Regions from separate parts of the Homo sapiens genome. Here region 1 is linked to region 2. A link is a contact called in ENCODE Hi-C or POLR2A ChIA-PET data. All regions are on one chromosome and are shown on one strand. The core of a region is the stretch at or near the end of the contact, and the rest is flanking DNA. Distances in the headings are between cores, read along the strand shown. Region 1 holds the start of HECTD2-AS1 (HECTD2 antisense RNA 1). Region 2 has its middle 8.5 kb from the start of ANKRD1.

Region 1 (4,299 bases), core at 1,624-4,123, 680 kb before region 2:
CTATTCTCTAGATTCTTAGTGCTTACACTTGGGCTTCTGGGTGACAGAAAGGTCAATCCTATTTAACATGGAAACCAACCTCCTTGGACATTCTAATTGGCACCATGTAATGAACTCCCCTTGCTGATACCACCACCTACAACAATAGGCACCTACACCACACTGCCTTTCTGACTCCTAGCACAGTATCCCAGCCCTTATTTATCTAAATGAACACCATCAAACCAGGGTGGAGACATCCTGCTGTCTTGGGAACAGTGTCAACAATTCCATTATATCACCATCTAGGTTTAGTGTGCTTGAAAACAATGATCAGGCCACACCTATGCCAAAAACTTCCTATCACAGCAACAAAAGATATCGATGCTCCATATCACAAAAGGATACAGTCATAACGATGGGCAGTGGGTGCTTCCGGCTATTTGTCAGTACAGCTTCTCACAGCCCCTCTGTCTCACTCATGCTCTGTCAATGGATTAATAGCTCAGGACAACTGTGTGTCCCATGAGTCAGAGGGGCTGGTGAGTCACATGCTTATGCCAATTCCTCCGGCAGATACTTTATCCCAGCCATTTATAATGCTGACCATTTATAATGCTGACCAGACTCAAAGTAACTAAAACCAGCTGTAACCAGAGACATGCACAGACTCAAGTGTCCAGTTATGTACTCTGTTGGATGATATGACCTTCAAAATTAATCTTTGGGTAAGCCCAGTCTATAAACTGCTTGTTCATATGTCTACTCTGGATTTATGATATACTCTCTTCCTTGTGGTAGCTGACACTCTCTGGCTCTGACTGTTTAGATCATGTGAAATCTGACTTACCATCTAGCCAGGATCTTGAGCTCATTGCTACCAAAGTCCTGACTAACAACTTTAAAAAAATGGAAAGAAACCCCCAAAGGAACTGCCTTGGTGGCAAATAACTGCACAGTTAGAGCTGCTGTGATGGAGACAGAGGTATCTGGAGGACTTTGGCTCCTGGGTGTTATGACAATCTTTGGTCCAGAGGGAATAATATCTTATAACCCTGTATTTATACATGGTATTAAAATGTCAAAGGCGAATTTTCTAGGTCTATTCTGTAATCTGATTCCAGGGCAATATGATCCCTTTGCTCTTCAGCTGACTTCTGTCTTATCATCTATGTCAAAGCTTAAGTGTCACCTTCTCAGAGTGGTCTTCTCTGACTACCCCATCTAAAATAGGTATTCCCAGCCATTCTCCCTCATTCATTATTATTTTTTAAGATTTTATTTATGAATTTAATGTAAATGCCATGAAATATATGCAAAATTCATGAAAGTTATGAACAAAACATTAACACTACTCAAGTTTTATGTGGTTTAATTTCACCAATATCCCCTGGGTTCCATGGGAGGGATTTCAGCATAACATAATTATTTTCAGTTCAACGCAAAAAAAAAAAAAAAGATTGACTGAGCTTCTACTACGTGGTAGGCACTGAATCTACAGAAGTAAGATATATTCCTGCCCTCTCTTTTCTCAAACTACACATAATATGGCCCTTGTTAGCCTTTCTAATATGGATTGAAAATCTATGTGTAGGCCGGGCACGGTGGCTCACGCCTGTAATCCCAGCACTTTGGGAGGCCGAGGCAGGGGGATCACGAGGTCAGGAGATTGAGACCATCCTGGCTAACACGGTGAAACCCCGTCTCTACTAAAAAAAATACAAAAAAAATTAGCCGGGCGCTGTGGCAGGCGCCTGTAGTCGCAGCTACTCAGGAGGCTGAGGCAGGAGAATGGCGTGAACACGGGAAGCGGAGCTTGCAGTGAGCCGAGATCGCGCCACTGCATTCCAGCCTGGGCGACAGAGCGAGACTCCAACTCAAAAAAAAAAAAAAAAAAAAGAAAGAAAGAAAATCTATGTGTAAGTGTAATTCTGTGTTTTTTTTTTTTTTTTTTTTTTTGGCAGAGTCTTGCTCTGTTGCCCAGGCTGGAGTACAGTAGCATGATCACAGCTCACTGCAGCCTCAACCTCTTGGGCTCAAGTGATCCTCCTACCTCAGCTTCCCAGGTAGTTGGAACTATAGGCATGTGCCACCATATTTGGCTAATTTTTAATTTTTTGTAGAGATGGGGTCTCACTACCTCATTCATTATTTCATCAAGTGTTGTTGGGTGCCTGTGAGGTGCCTGGATCCCTCAGGGAACTTACGTTTACTGAGCATTTATTAATGTGACAGGCGCTATGTTAAGAGTTTTGTTTACATTTTCTCATTTCGTCCTATGAGGTATGTACTGTTATCATCACCATTTTACAAATAAGGAAGCTGAGGCACAGAGAGGCGAAGTAACCTGCCCAAGATCACACAGTTAATAAGGGGCAGAGCTGGGATTTGAGATCCAGAAGTGTGATCCTGAGCATGGGCATTTCCTCTCATAGCACCCTGTTCTTTTCCTTTCTCACACATCTCACAATTAGAATTCTATGTAATAGGGTGTGAGTGAGATTTTGTTCTGTTGTCTTGGAATGGCTGCCATTGCCCAAAGGTGACCCAGAAAGTGCTAAGCACTCTGGTTTTCTAAAGAGAGCTCTTAACCAGCCTTCAGCAATGCAGTGGCAGAACTGGCCTTAATACCACCAACCCTGCCCCTGTCCTGGGTCTGTAAGGAGAAGTCTGGGCTGGAATAAGGGGCTCAGAGTTTTCAGCCTGGAGGAGGTACAGAGTTCCTTGTGAGCATATTCCCAGGAGCAGGACCAGGAACAGGGGTTTTCCCTCCTCCAAGCCAAAGGAGAGTTGGGGGTGCTAAGGGGATCACTAATGTCATGTTTACTGGCTAGACATCTGCCTGGGCAGCAGTCCTGCTGTCAGCCCTGTCCCAGGAGAAGAGAAACATTGGAGAGAGAAGGCAGGGCTGAAATACGGTGTGGCCATGGCACAGGCTCCTTCCCACAGCTTGGCTCAGCAGGATGGTTAGATTTCCCACGCGTCAAAAGAATGCTGAGGAAGGTACTGGGCCTGGGCTGACTTGCTGTGCCCCCCTCTGCCCCCCGAAGATAGCCACCCTCTGGATGAGGGTCTCCAAGCAACAAGAGTTTGTGAGGTGGGCTACAAGTGGCAAGGGCTGGGGCCTGGGGAGGAAGAGCTCAAACACCCCTTCCCCTTCCCACCCCTGCCATGGAGGGAACTACATCCTGATGAGGTGGGTAGAGAGGTGAGAACAGAGACAGAGCAGACCCACCTGGATCTATGCCAAGCCCCAGTGGCAGCAAGTCTTGGCTACTCTGGGAGGGCAGAGGGCTTGGGATCAGATCTGAGATGGAGGTTTAAACTGGTCTTGACTAAACTGAATAGCTGAAAGTGACAGGAAGTAATGGAAACTGTGAGATATTTTAAAGGGGGGGAAAGAGGAGGAGATGATTTGACATAGCAAGTCAAGGATAGTGGAAAAAAATGAAAACTACATTGTGTTTATTCTCTGTGGATTTGAAGCTTCTTGGCAAATTGGTCCATTTATTTAATTGTGTGTGCATTTATGAATCGTCTCTTTTAATCAGACTTTAAGTTCTATGAGAGCAGGACATGTGTGTCTTATTGACTGCTTTACCCACTTTACCTAGTATGGAGTCTGGCAAAATAAATGTTGAAGTGAAAAGTAAAAGACACCACTATAGGCATGGGGAAGCTTAATTGGTTATGAATCCTGGCATTCCAGATGTCTGACTAAACCCCCCGGTAGATGCTCTGGAATCTTAGATGATAAAGAACTTTTAGGAAGAGGACCTCAGGGCAGGAGTGAAGAACACGTGCACTATAGCTATACAGACCTGGGTTCAAGACACTGCACCCCATACTCTACACTCCTGTCACATAACGTAACATTAGAGCTTCACTTTCCTCCTCTGACATGCCTTGATCATGTTTACCCTTCAGGATTCTTGTGGAATTTAAGTGACATTATGCATGTAAAGGCCTCTGGATTAAAGGGAACTCTTGTACACTGTTGGTGAGAATGTAAATTAGTACAGCCATTTTGGAAAGCGGTATGATGGTTCCCGAAAAAATGGAAAATAGAACTACCATATGATCCAGCAATCCCACTTCTGGGTGTACATCCAAATGAATTGAAATCAATACGTTGAAGAGATATCTGCACTCCCATGTGAATTGCAGCATTATTCACAATACCCAAGATATGGAAATAACCTAAGTGACCATCAATAGATGAATGGATAAAAATTTTAGTATATATACACAACAAAATACTATTCATCCTTAAGATAGAAGAAAATTCTGTTATTTGTGATGACAACATGAATTAACCTG
Region 2 (4,209 bases), core at 34-2,533:
TGGTAAAGCCTCTTAGTAGTGATTGCCAAAGGGGTCACGCTTAGTTGTAAAGGCATTTAACTGCAACAAAGGTGCTGTGGACTTGGAGTCATTCTGGACTTTGAATTGGCAACCCTCACCCCCCAAGATACACACACATACATGCACACACACACACTTGCTATGAGACCTTGACTATTTAACCTCCACACTCACTGGTTTCCTCATTTGTATAAATGCCAGAGTGACTGAGGGGATTAACTGGAGCAACATGGGAAAGCACTCTCCACAATTCTAGGCTTATTGCAGTGTCTTAACAATGTCTGCATAAAAATAACACATCTCTCTTGGTTTGTGGTTTGTTTCCTTTTCAGAACTGGGGTCTGGTTGGTATGCAGGAAAAGAAGGCATGTGAGCTATGTTATCTGCTTGTCATCACAAGAGTAACAAAGTGGCAGGCCATGGATTGAAACACATCCGGAGCATTGGGGTGGGCCTTGGAATTCCACAGTGAAGACTCCTAGATAAGGAAATGCCAAGGGTGGGGGCTGCTGAAAGCACTGGCTTCCGCTGGGCAGCCACAAGGTTCTTTTGGGAAGGCGGATGAGGAGGGAATGTGGCTTCCAGAGCCACCAAATAAGGAAGGACATCATCTTTCTCCACTTCATCCAAGTGTGAATGTCAGCAACCAGAGTCACTTACTCCACGCCTTCTCACTACCCACTAAATGTGATATTGGAAGGACCTAGGACAAGCGCTGAGCAAAGTGGCACAGTCAGGAAATTCTTATGGACAAATCAAACATTCCTTTAATTTTTCAATATGATTTCTAACCTCTATTTTTTTTCCTTTTCCTTCTTTTACCATACAGAACTTATCTGGAAAAGAGGACAGCTGTCTTTTGAAGGCAGGAGTTGCTTTAAACATCCCCAAGCTCTTGTAATCACAGCCCCGCCGCCCCTGCCCAGTGAGATTTGTCCAGGGTGGTGGGTCTGATCTGTAACTAACCCAAACTGATTCCCTGGGGAGCCATTCAGTTGTGCCTCCAGAAGTCATTTCCTTGCCAAACATTCCTTTTCAGGGAGAGGACCTTTTCATCCCCTGGTAAACAATCCCCAGCCTGCACAGAGCAGAGAAGGGTGCCTGTCCCTCTCCTCATTCTCCACTTAGTCCTGAGCTGATTCCAACCCCAGAGGCGTCAGTCTGCTCTATAAATTCCTTTGTGAAACCTGAGAGCCTTGGCTCTGAAGGAGAGCAAAGATCTTGGAGGGGTTACAGTTCCCCTCCTCCCTAAAAGATCTGCTTGTGTTGGCAGCAAAAGAGTATGTTTTTGCAAACAGGCTCTTCCCTTTCTTATGAGAATTCAGTTTAGAAGCACTGCCAGGCTCCTTCTCAGTGGGAATAAGATCACCTCCCTTGCAGGTCTGCACTGGAAAGAGATGACATGCCTGAGGGGATTATTCTAGCTAAAAGACTCTGAGCCTCTTTCTCAACCAGTCACTATTAGAAGGGGCATGGTTGCCAGGAGGCAAGGAGAGCTAACAAGTCCTCAGCCCTGAGGTGCGTAGGCCAGCTCTTTAGTTTCAATCACTGTGGTTTTTAAAATCGGGGGATGGAAGGGAGGAAGGTAGGAGGGAAGGAAGGAAGAGAAGAAAGAAGGGTGAGAGGAAGCAAAGAGGGAGGAAAGAAGAAAAGAGACATTGAAAGAAAGTGAGAAAAGAAAGATAAAAAGAAAAAGAGGAGAAAATAAAGAAACCTTCGGTTCATTGGCCTTCAGCTGGACCATGACCTCGCACACCCACCCTGGTACCCTCCTCCTCCTCCATCAGCCTCCCAGAGCATTTGTGCTTCATTCATATTTTAGCCATTTCTTAATATACATGTTTCCTTAACCCTGGAATTTGGAAATGAGATAATAAATCATCAACTAGTAGAATCTTAGAAAACTCGTCTTTTCAAAAACAGTATATTATTTTGGTGCCATTAAAGAAAATCAAATGAAGAAAGCAGTCAGCTCTTGCCTAATTGTAAGACCTTCAATCTCACCATTTGCATCATAATATTAAGTGGGTTCTAATGGATCTCATAATCCCTGAGGTTTCACATATATTCAAGCTTTCCCTTGTATACATAGGATGGCTGAACCAGTGCGAGCTGACGGATGCCTACATTTTTATACTCTCATCAGAAACATCTCCATGCCATTTCCAGATCGATCGTGGTGGGTGGGGACATGGGTAAGACATTCTGGCTGGGTGAGTCTTCTCTACCTAATCTTCTGCCCAGCTGCCTGCACCAAAAGCAGGTGCAGCTGAGAGGGCACTGTCCACAGGAGCCTTATTCTGTAGCATTCCTGTGGCTCTAGGGAAGCCTCTGAAAAACACTGATGTCAGGGTGGTGTGCCAGCAGACTTGCCCACTTCTTGGCTTCTGTCCCTTCCCTCCCTCTGACCCCATGCTGGGGCCACCTCCTTTTTTGCTTTCCGTTTAAACACGTTTTTACTGAGTGCCTACTATGTGCTGGGGACTGCTCTCAGCACTTGGTCTACATCAGTGGGAGAAACAAACATCTCTTGCTTCGTGAAACTTACGTGCTAGGGTGTCTGTTTTACTAAAATGTTTTATTCATGTTTAAATTTTGAGATATACAGAAAGTTGAATGAATAGTAGAATGAGCACTGTCACCTAGATTCGCTAATTGTTAATATTTTACAGTTGTACTCTCTCTCATCTTTCTCTCTTTCTACACACATGCATACCTCTTTTGCTGAACCATTTGAAAGCATCATAGGTCATTCCTACATACTTCAGAATACATCTCCTAACAATAAGGACATTCTCCTCCATTACCACAAAACCATCATCATGCATAAGAAAATCATCACTCAGTTAATAATATTGTCTAAAATACCTTCCATACTTCTCCAGTTGTCCTCAAAATGTATTTTACAGCTTTTGTGTCTTGAATTACAGGATCCCACCAAGGTTCATGCTCTTTCTTCTCTTTTAATCAAAGAGAGAACAATTCCTCACTTCTTTTTTGTTTTGTTTTTCTAGTCATTTACCTTTTTGAAGAGCCCAAGATAGTTGCCCTGTTGAATGTCCTACATTCTGAATTTGTCTGAAATTGGATTCAGGGTAAAATTTTTGGTAAGAACATAAGTGATGGTGTGTACGGTATTTCTTGTTGCAGCACTTCAGGAAATGGATAATGTCAAGTTGTCCCACAGGAACAGACTAAACAAACGTATTGAATGAGTAAGATAATACATATGTATAGAACCTCTTCAGGTGTCATTTGCTCCAGTGTGTACAGTTACAGAACTGGACTAGACGATGTGAAAGCCCTTCTAATGGTCCAAAAGCCTATGTTCTGAAGAGCTTAACAATACCCAGTTATGAAAATGGTTTTGATCCAGTGGATGAAGGTAGTTCAAGTAATGGCAGTTCAAGTAATGGCAGTTCAATGGCAGTAATTTCACCTTTTAGCTTTTTTCCCTTTGACTAGCAAAAGTCATCGGAAAAAATGCTCAATACGTGTTTTTGGTGATGATCATTCCTGAAGCTAGAATGAGACAAACAGACTAAGCTGCCCAGCTGTAAGTAAGCCACAAGAAACTGTATTGCAGTAAGATTTTTAAATATGAGGATAACGACAAAGGGAGGTTTTAGTTTTTAAAGTAATAGGGTTCTACCTGCCTAACTCTGGCCCTTCCTGGTCAGGGAGTGGACTCAATGACCACTCAGTGTGTTACTGGCCCTAAATTTCTCTGATTCCCAAGGAATCCATAGTGAAGATATTCTGTGGCATTTGCCCTTTATTAGGAAACTCCAAACTACACCAAGAAAATATTTTTTTCGGTACTTCTTCTTGAAGTCAGAAATTGCATTTTAAAAATAATTTTCCTCTGCTTTAATAAATGGCTAAAAAGGTTAATGGATTTTCTATCTATGTTTGCAGTCACAGAAGCACTTATCTCTCATTCCAAGTAGATGTTCTATGTAATTGGGTGTGAAGTAATTCCAAAGTTGCATCAAAATCTTTTCAGAGCGTTACTATGACAATCAAACTTCCTTTTAAAAAATCATCTCAACGCAAACTCTCCATCATCCCACCGTCCATTGAGTGAAATTTAATCTCATGAAGTAAATTTGGCTTTTGAGAAAGTTGAGGGGTGGGAGGGGAACCATTATGCATTCACATTTTAACTGATTCTCCCACTCACACCCA

The links. Hi-C counts contacts between places; a loop is a spot of excess contacts on that map. ChIA-PET counts read pairs that join two places held with the same protein, here RNA polymerase II (POLR2A).
Region 1: a loop to region 2 is called in a map of PC-9, with 5 times the contacts of the local background. The contact joins the promoter of HECTD2-AS1 here to the enhancer-like site in region 2. A Hi-C loop is called at or near these places in 1 of 168 maps with a recorded cell type or tissue (PC-9). POLR2A ChIA-PET finds 5 or more read pairs at or near these places in 1 of 52 experiments (PC-9).

What each region holds. Positions count from the first base shown.
Region 1 is chr10:91,610,034-91,614,332 of GRCh38, reverse strand. HECTD2-AS1 (HECTD2 antisense RNA 1) reads left to right here and starts at 2,873. Exons shown (of 5, transcript NR_024467.1): 1 at 2,873-2,982.
Region 2 is chr10:90,927,530-90,931,738 of GRCh38, reverse strand. No RefSeq gene overlaps it. Among named protein-coding and RNA genes, the nearest start is that of ANKRD1, 8.5 kb to the right of the region's middle. RefSeq lists an enhancer at 822-1,475. Within about 2 kb of position 1,283, at least 19 of the 41 ENCODE cell types and tissues checked have a DNase peak (open chromatin) inside an H3K27ac peak, as active enhancers do; they include PC-9, where a contact is called at or near this core.